Regions from separate parts of the Homo sapiens genome. Here region 2 is linked to region 1. The links are chromatin loops, found by intact Hi-C in ENCODE. Cell type or tissue: OCI-LY7. All regions are shown on one strand. Each heading gives the region's core, and the rest is flanking DNA. Links, peaks and the distances in the headings are about the cores only. Region 1 overlaps BTNL2 (butyrophilin like 2). Region 2 overlaps TSBP1-AS1 (TSBP1 and BTNL2 antisense RNA 1).

Region 1 (2,920 bases), core at 210-2,709:
ATCCAGTTTAGTCTTCAGATGATTACAGTTTCTAGAATTTTATTGCATTTCTCAGAATTCTAATAACACACTGTGAAACAATGAGCCTTTTGTAAAATATGTAGTAAGATACTCAGATTTCCTTAAAGATATGGTCAATTTTTGAAGATACTGGAAAAGATACAAGTTATATGCCCAAATAATTAAATTTCATCCATTTGAGTTTGTGGATTTTAAGTAACTATGACAGTTTCACACACTGGAGGATTTGATATAAATTTGATGATGAATAAGCATTAAGAAAATTTCAAATGTCAGAGAAATTGTCCAGGAACTAGCATATTAAAGTGGCAGGAGCAGGTATTGAATACAAAATATCTATCTAGAATTCTTACTTACCACCTTCAGATCCAAACTGGCCTCCTGGTAGACATCATCTTTTTCAAAAAGGCAGCGGTACTGCCCGTCGTCCGAAGGTCTGGCACTGAGTATCTGCAGGGTCAGTCTGCCCTCGTCAATGGCGTCACTCACCAGTACAGTCCTCCCTCTGTACTCTGCCATCTGCTCTCCAGCCACATGGTCCCCATCCATATACACATGCACAGCAGGGTAACGGTGGGATCGGTCCCACCTCACCTCCATGCTCTGTGCATTCGCCTTGGGGGACAGGTAACAGGTTAGCTGTATATCTTCTCCCACTCTGACGAGGATGGGCTGGGAAGGTCCATTCACTTTTAAAGAAGCTGTTAAATAGAGTGGACAAAACACAATGAAAGAATCAAAATGGAACCAATAATGTCATCTCTAAGAACAGCTCCATTGGAGTTTAGAAACCATGAGCATCCCAGGGTTGCTGTGAGGCTCAGGGTCATCCTTAGGTGAGGTGGGGGTTTCATGGACTCAGAATAGAGGTTGCTCTTCTTTAAGGAGGAATCATTCCATGATGTGTGTCAGTCTGAGTAAAACAGTAATTGAATCCCTACCTGCTTCTACCTGTATTTTTTTCAGTTTACAGACCAATAATAAAATAATTTTGCAATTAAAACTCCCAGATAGGCTGGGTGTGGTGGCTCAAGTCTATAATCCCAGCACTTTGGGAGGCCGAAGCGGGTGGATCACCAGAGGTCAGGAGTTCAAGACCAGCCTGGCCAACATGGTGAAACCCCGTCTCTACAGAAATACAAAAATTAGTCGGGCATGATGGTGGGTGCCTGTAATCCCAGCTACTCAGGAGGCTGAGGTGGAAAAATTGCTCGAACCCGGGAGGCAGAGGTTGCAGTGAGCTGAGATCATGCCACTGCACTCCAGGCTGGGTGACAAAGCGAGACTTTAAAAACAAACAAACAAAAAACACCCAGAATAAAGTGAACAGTTTATAAATTTGGCCCCAGATGCCTCTGTACCTGACTCCTTATGTAACAAACTGCAATTTAACTTAGTACGTCAACTACTGAAAGCCTAACTTAGGTTGCAGTTTGTTACATAAGCACTCAGGTACAGAGGCATCCTGGGGCCAAATTTATAAATTGCTCATTTTATTCTGAGAGTTTTAATTGCAAAATTATTTTATGAATAAGCCTAACTTAGGAGCTAAGGCTAACTTAGGAGTACACTTTTGTAATAAATAGCTGAGTAGCAGCTGCTGCACTTCTGTTAGTTGCAGGCAGCCAACTGTTGAAACCCTGTTCAAATCGGCAAACGCCAGGCTGCAACCAATAGAGCTGTCTCTGTACCTCACTTCTGTTTTCTGTACCTCATTTCCATTTTCTGTCCATAAATGCTGTCTGACCAAATTGCTGCTTTGAATTCTCTGAAACCGTTCTGATTCTGAGGGATGGCTTGTTTATGAGTCATCCTTTTCTCAGTTAGACTCTGCTAAATTTAGTCTGTCTAAAGTTTTTCTTCTAACACTTCAATTCTGTATGATTTTAAACTACTTCTTAATCTGTCTTAAACTACTTCTTAATGCCTCAGTTTCTTAAACTGTAAATTTGCTATACAACTACCAAAATCATAATGTTTCAGAGTTGAACAAAATAGTTTGCATTAAGTGCCTGGAAGACCCTGCAGCGTGAGCAGAGGTGCACAGACCTGTGAGACTTGAAGGCGTTGGAGCCATCCCCACCCTCTGACGTGGTAATAGGGAGGGGTTTAAAAACATGTCTCATGTGGACTTTTGGTAATGATATTTGAAGAAGCTTTCCTCTAGGTGGACTTTATAGTACCTTGTAAGTCTGGTCCAGCCGCTATATTTTATTTCCCCAATGCTCCACATAGGTGGAGTTATAGACACACACCAGTTGAATGTCCTCAAATAATTTTGAAAATTAAAATTAACATTTTAAGATCAATAATTGGGGAAGTCGGCAAAGTACAAATTGTGAAACAATGATGAATGTAAAAAAGGGGTCTAATTCTCTCACTGTGCAAAGTGGGGAAAGATGTTCTCTGAGGGCTTTCCTGGGCCCAAGCTATATTACATTTTCCATTCTCATCAGGCCCTGCCCGTGCCATTTTTTCTCTATTCTAAATTAAGTGTCGTCCTTTTCTGTTAAATGATAAGAATGGTTTTGCATAAGGTGTGATCATTTATAATAGAAACACAAGCATAAAATTGTTGGTTCTCTGCATAGAGTCACTGGCCAAAGGCGTTAACATCCCATTATGTCATTGGCCGAAAACTGCCAGCTACCTTTGTAGAGAGGAAAGTCCCTGTCAACACAATTTGAATTTTCAGATTATTACCTTCCATTCCAGGTAACAGTTGACTCCCAGTTATTTCCAGCATTTTGTTTGCTTTGTCCTGTAATTTTACCTAAAACAATATTATTTTCCTCTCCTATGTATCTATTAAAGTCTGAAGACAAGAATCAGAAAAAATGGACTAGGGATTAGTTTGGGGCTGTTTCTGCATCCACATGGCTTACGGTAAATTACTTAA
Region 2 (2,914 bases), core at 415-2,914, 130 kb before region 1:
AAAGTCCACCTACAGGGGAGTGTTTAAATAAATTATGCACTGATTAAATATTATATAGATACATATTATTATGGAAAAATTTTCATGGTATATTGAGTGAAAAGATGCAGGTATGTAAGTTTGAAATCTACTTGGAAAAATGAAGTATCTATCTGTATGTATACTCAGGCATTGAAGAAAGTTAATGATTTAACTTAAATGTTAATAGCAGAGTCATTTTAAGGGATGAGGATGGTTATAGTAATTTTCACTTCCCTCTTTTTTTTTTTTACATTTTTTAGTATTGTATGTTTTTAAATGACCATGCCTTGCTTTGTATTCAAAATAAATTACAAACTCTAATTTGAACAAATCAGATCTAGTCACTTATCTGATGACCAGTACAGTTTTAATCTTAATAAGTCTTCTATTGCCAGTCATTTGATTCTTGTATCTTATGCTGTCCTGCCTGAGAGTAGTCCTACCAAAACCAGTTTTATCTGAGGTTTTTCTTTTCCCTTTTTTTTTTTTTTTTTTTTAGAATTGCTTTCCTGTAGAGGAGAAGGATTGAGACATGACCTTTGGTGAAACTGAAGCTATAACTTGAATAATATTCGTTAATCTGGGGAGAATAAAATTTTGAAAGAAGAAATTTAATTTTGATGCTCTTCTTTAAAACCAAGGGCTCCACATTGTCTGTAAGATAAATAATTAAAGCTTTATTTACTATGGCATTCAAGGGACTTCTCAATTGGGCCCCAATCTACTTTTCTGATATCATTTCTGATACTACTTTTCACTTATAGTCCAGCAAGGCCTGTCCACTCACTCTCGTTAGACCCTTCATGCTGTCCTACCTCTGGGCATTGGCTCATATTCACTCCTTGGAATAGACTTGATTTCACCTTTTAAAATCCACTTTTATTTGCTTCATCTAACTTATGACTTCTTCAAAGCAGATCAAATATCATCTTTTTGTGAAGTATCCCAGCACTCTATTAGGGTGAAATTATCATTCCTCCTGTAATATTTTGTTCCTAAGCTGTTTGTTACTGTATATGATAGTTGTTTACTTTTTTCCTCTTAAGACTGAGATTCTTTCAGTAATTTTTGAATGATTTTCATGAACCAGCTAAGCTTAACTCTGGAGAAACAAAGACGAAAAACATCTGGTTTCTCACCTCCAGGTGCACAGAATCTAGTAAAGCGGGTAAACGTATAAACAGAGAATAATTGAGGTATATAAAAGTGGTTTGGGAACTGTGTGGAGGGCAGTCTCCCTTAGTAGGTGTTTAGGAAGACTTTACAAATGAGATGACATTTGACCTGAATCGCAAATAAGTAGGAGCTTGTCGGATGGATAAAAGGTAGAATGTGAGTCCTTTTAACACCTAGTCAAAAGTGATTGGATGGTGGTTAGTTTTAATGTAATTTTTCTTATTTAGTGTATGAAGATGTCCATAAGTTACAAAGCAGTGTGGTTTCATCAGAATTGCCACTGGACCACAGGGTACTTCATATGATAAAGAAGATGTTTCTTTCCACAGTCATTCAGTCCACCATTGAATAGATCTGAAAGGTGTAAAGTTCACTGATATGCATCTGATTTCTTTTTTTCTTTTTTTTTTTTGAGACAGAGTCTTGCTCTGTCACCCAGGCTGGAGTGCAGTGGTGTGGTCTCGACTCACTGCAAGCTCCACCTCCCAGGCTCACGCCATTCTCCTGCCTCAGCCTGTCATGTAGCTGGGACTACAGGTGCTTGCCACCATGCCTGGCTAATTTTTTTTTTTTTTTTTGTATTTTTAGTAGAGATGGGGTTTCACTGTGTTAGTCAGGATGGTCTCGATCTCCTGACCTCGTGATCCGCCTGCCTTGGCCTCCCAAAGTGCTGGGATTCCAGGCGTGAGCCACCCCACCCGGCCCATTTTTTTCTTTTCAACTTTTCTTAGGCTGGACAGACACATTTCAGTGATTGGCAAAGCACCTCATTAAACTTGGCTGCTATAATTTTTCTTCTTTTTTCATCTCATTTTCTATTCTCTCATTTTATTTTTGCCTTTGTTTAATCTACTCTTTGTTGGTTTGGAAGTTCCTTCTGTTTTTAGCTGATAAAAATCTACGACTAATCTCAGATAATTTTATTATTTTTCGTTAGTCATTTTGCTATTCAGGGGTGTTTTCTTTTTTTAAAAAAATAGACTTAATAGACTTAAATAGATAGTTATTATTTGGAATGGACTACATCCAAACAATTATGAGGAACAATTGTGAGGAACTCAGTTCCAGAAACTTTTGTATCCAGTAACTGATAAATAGATAAGTAATGTACTAATGGAAAAAACTCGATCAAATAATAAACCAAAGTCAATCTTTTTTTTTTTTTTTTCCCCTAAGATGGAGTCTTGCTCTCTTGCCCAGGCTGGAGTGCAATGGCGTGATCTTGGCTCACTGCAACCTCTGCCTCCTGGGTTCAAACAATTCTTCTGCCTCAGCCTCCCAAGTAGCTGGGATTACAGGCGTGCACCACCACACCCGTCTAATTTTTGTATTTTAGTAGAGATGGGGTTTCACCATGTTGGCCAGGCTGGTCTCGAACTCCTGATCTTGTGATCTGCCCACCTTGGCCTCCCAAAGTGCTGGGATCACAGGCGTGAGACACTGTGCCCTGCCAAAAATTTTTTTTTTTTGAGACAGAGTCTCGCTCTGTCATCCAGGCTGGAATGCAGTGGTGCGATCTCAGCTCACTGCAAGCTCAACCTCCCGGGTTCACGCCATTCTCCTGCCTCAGCCTCCTGAGTAGCTGGGACCAAAGACCCCTGCCACCACGCCCGGCTAATTTTTTTGTATGTTTAGTAGAGACAAGGTTTCACCGTGTTAGCCAGGATGATCTCAATCTCTTGACCTTGTGATCGCCCATCTCGGCCTCCCAAAGTGC

The links. Peaks named below come from ENCODE experiments on the same cell type or tissue, not always from the same donor. Only the 100,000 strongest peaks of a DNase experiment are listed, where the experiment ranks them.
Region 2: a loop joins it to region 1, with 4 times the contacts of the local background. A loop is called at or near these places in 12 of 110 quality-filtered maps.

Annotation. Positions count from the first base shown.
Region 1 is chr6:32,395,665-32,398,584 of GRCh38, forward strand. BTNL2 (butyrophilin like 2) reads right to left here. Exons shown (of 8, transcript NM_001304561.2): 5 at 375-722. The region is part of intron 2 of TSBP1-AS1 (TSBP1 and BTNL2 antisense RNA 1); the gene reads left to right. Among named protein-coding and RNA genes, the nearest start is that of HCG23, 6.6 kb to the left of the region's middle. In OCI-LY7, for the core only: no CTCF peak of the experiment used is centred there; DNase peaks (open chromatin) are centred at 1,687 and 2,117; H3K4me3 peaks cover 1,203 bases; H3K27ac peaks cover 2,410 bases.
Region 2 is chr6:32,267,032-32,269,945 of GRCh38, forward strand. The region is part of intron 1 of TSBP1-AS1 (TSBP1 and BTNL2 antisense RNA 1); the gene reads left to right. Among named protein-coding and RNA genes, the nearest start is that of TSBP1-AS1, 13 kb to the left of the region's middle. In OCI-LY7, for the core only: no CTCF peak of the experiment used is centred there; DNase peaks (open chromatin) are centred at 1,170 and 1,680; H3K4me3 peaks cover 1,178 bases; H3K27ac peaks cover 2,260 bases.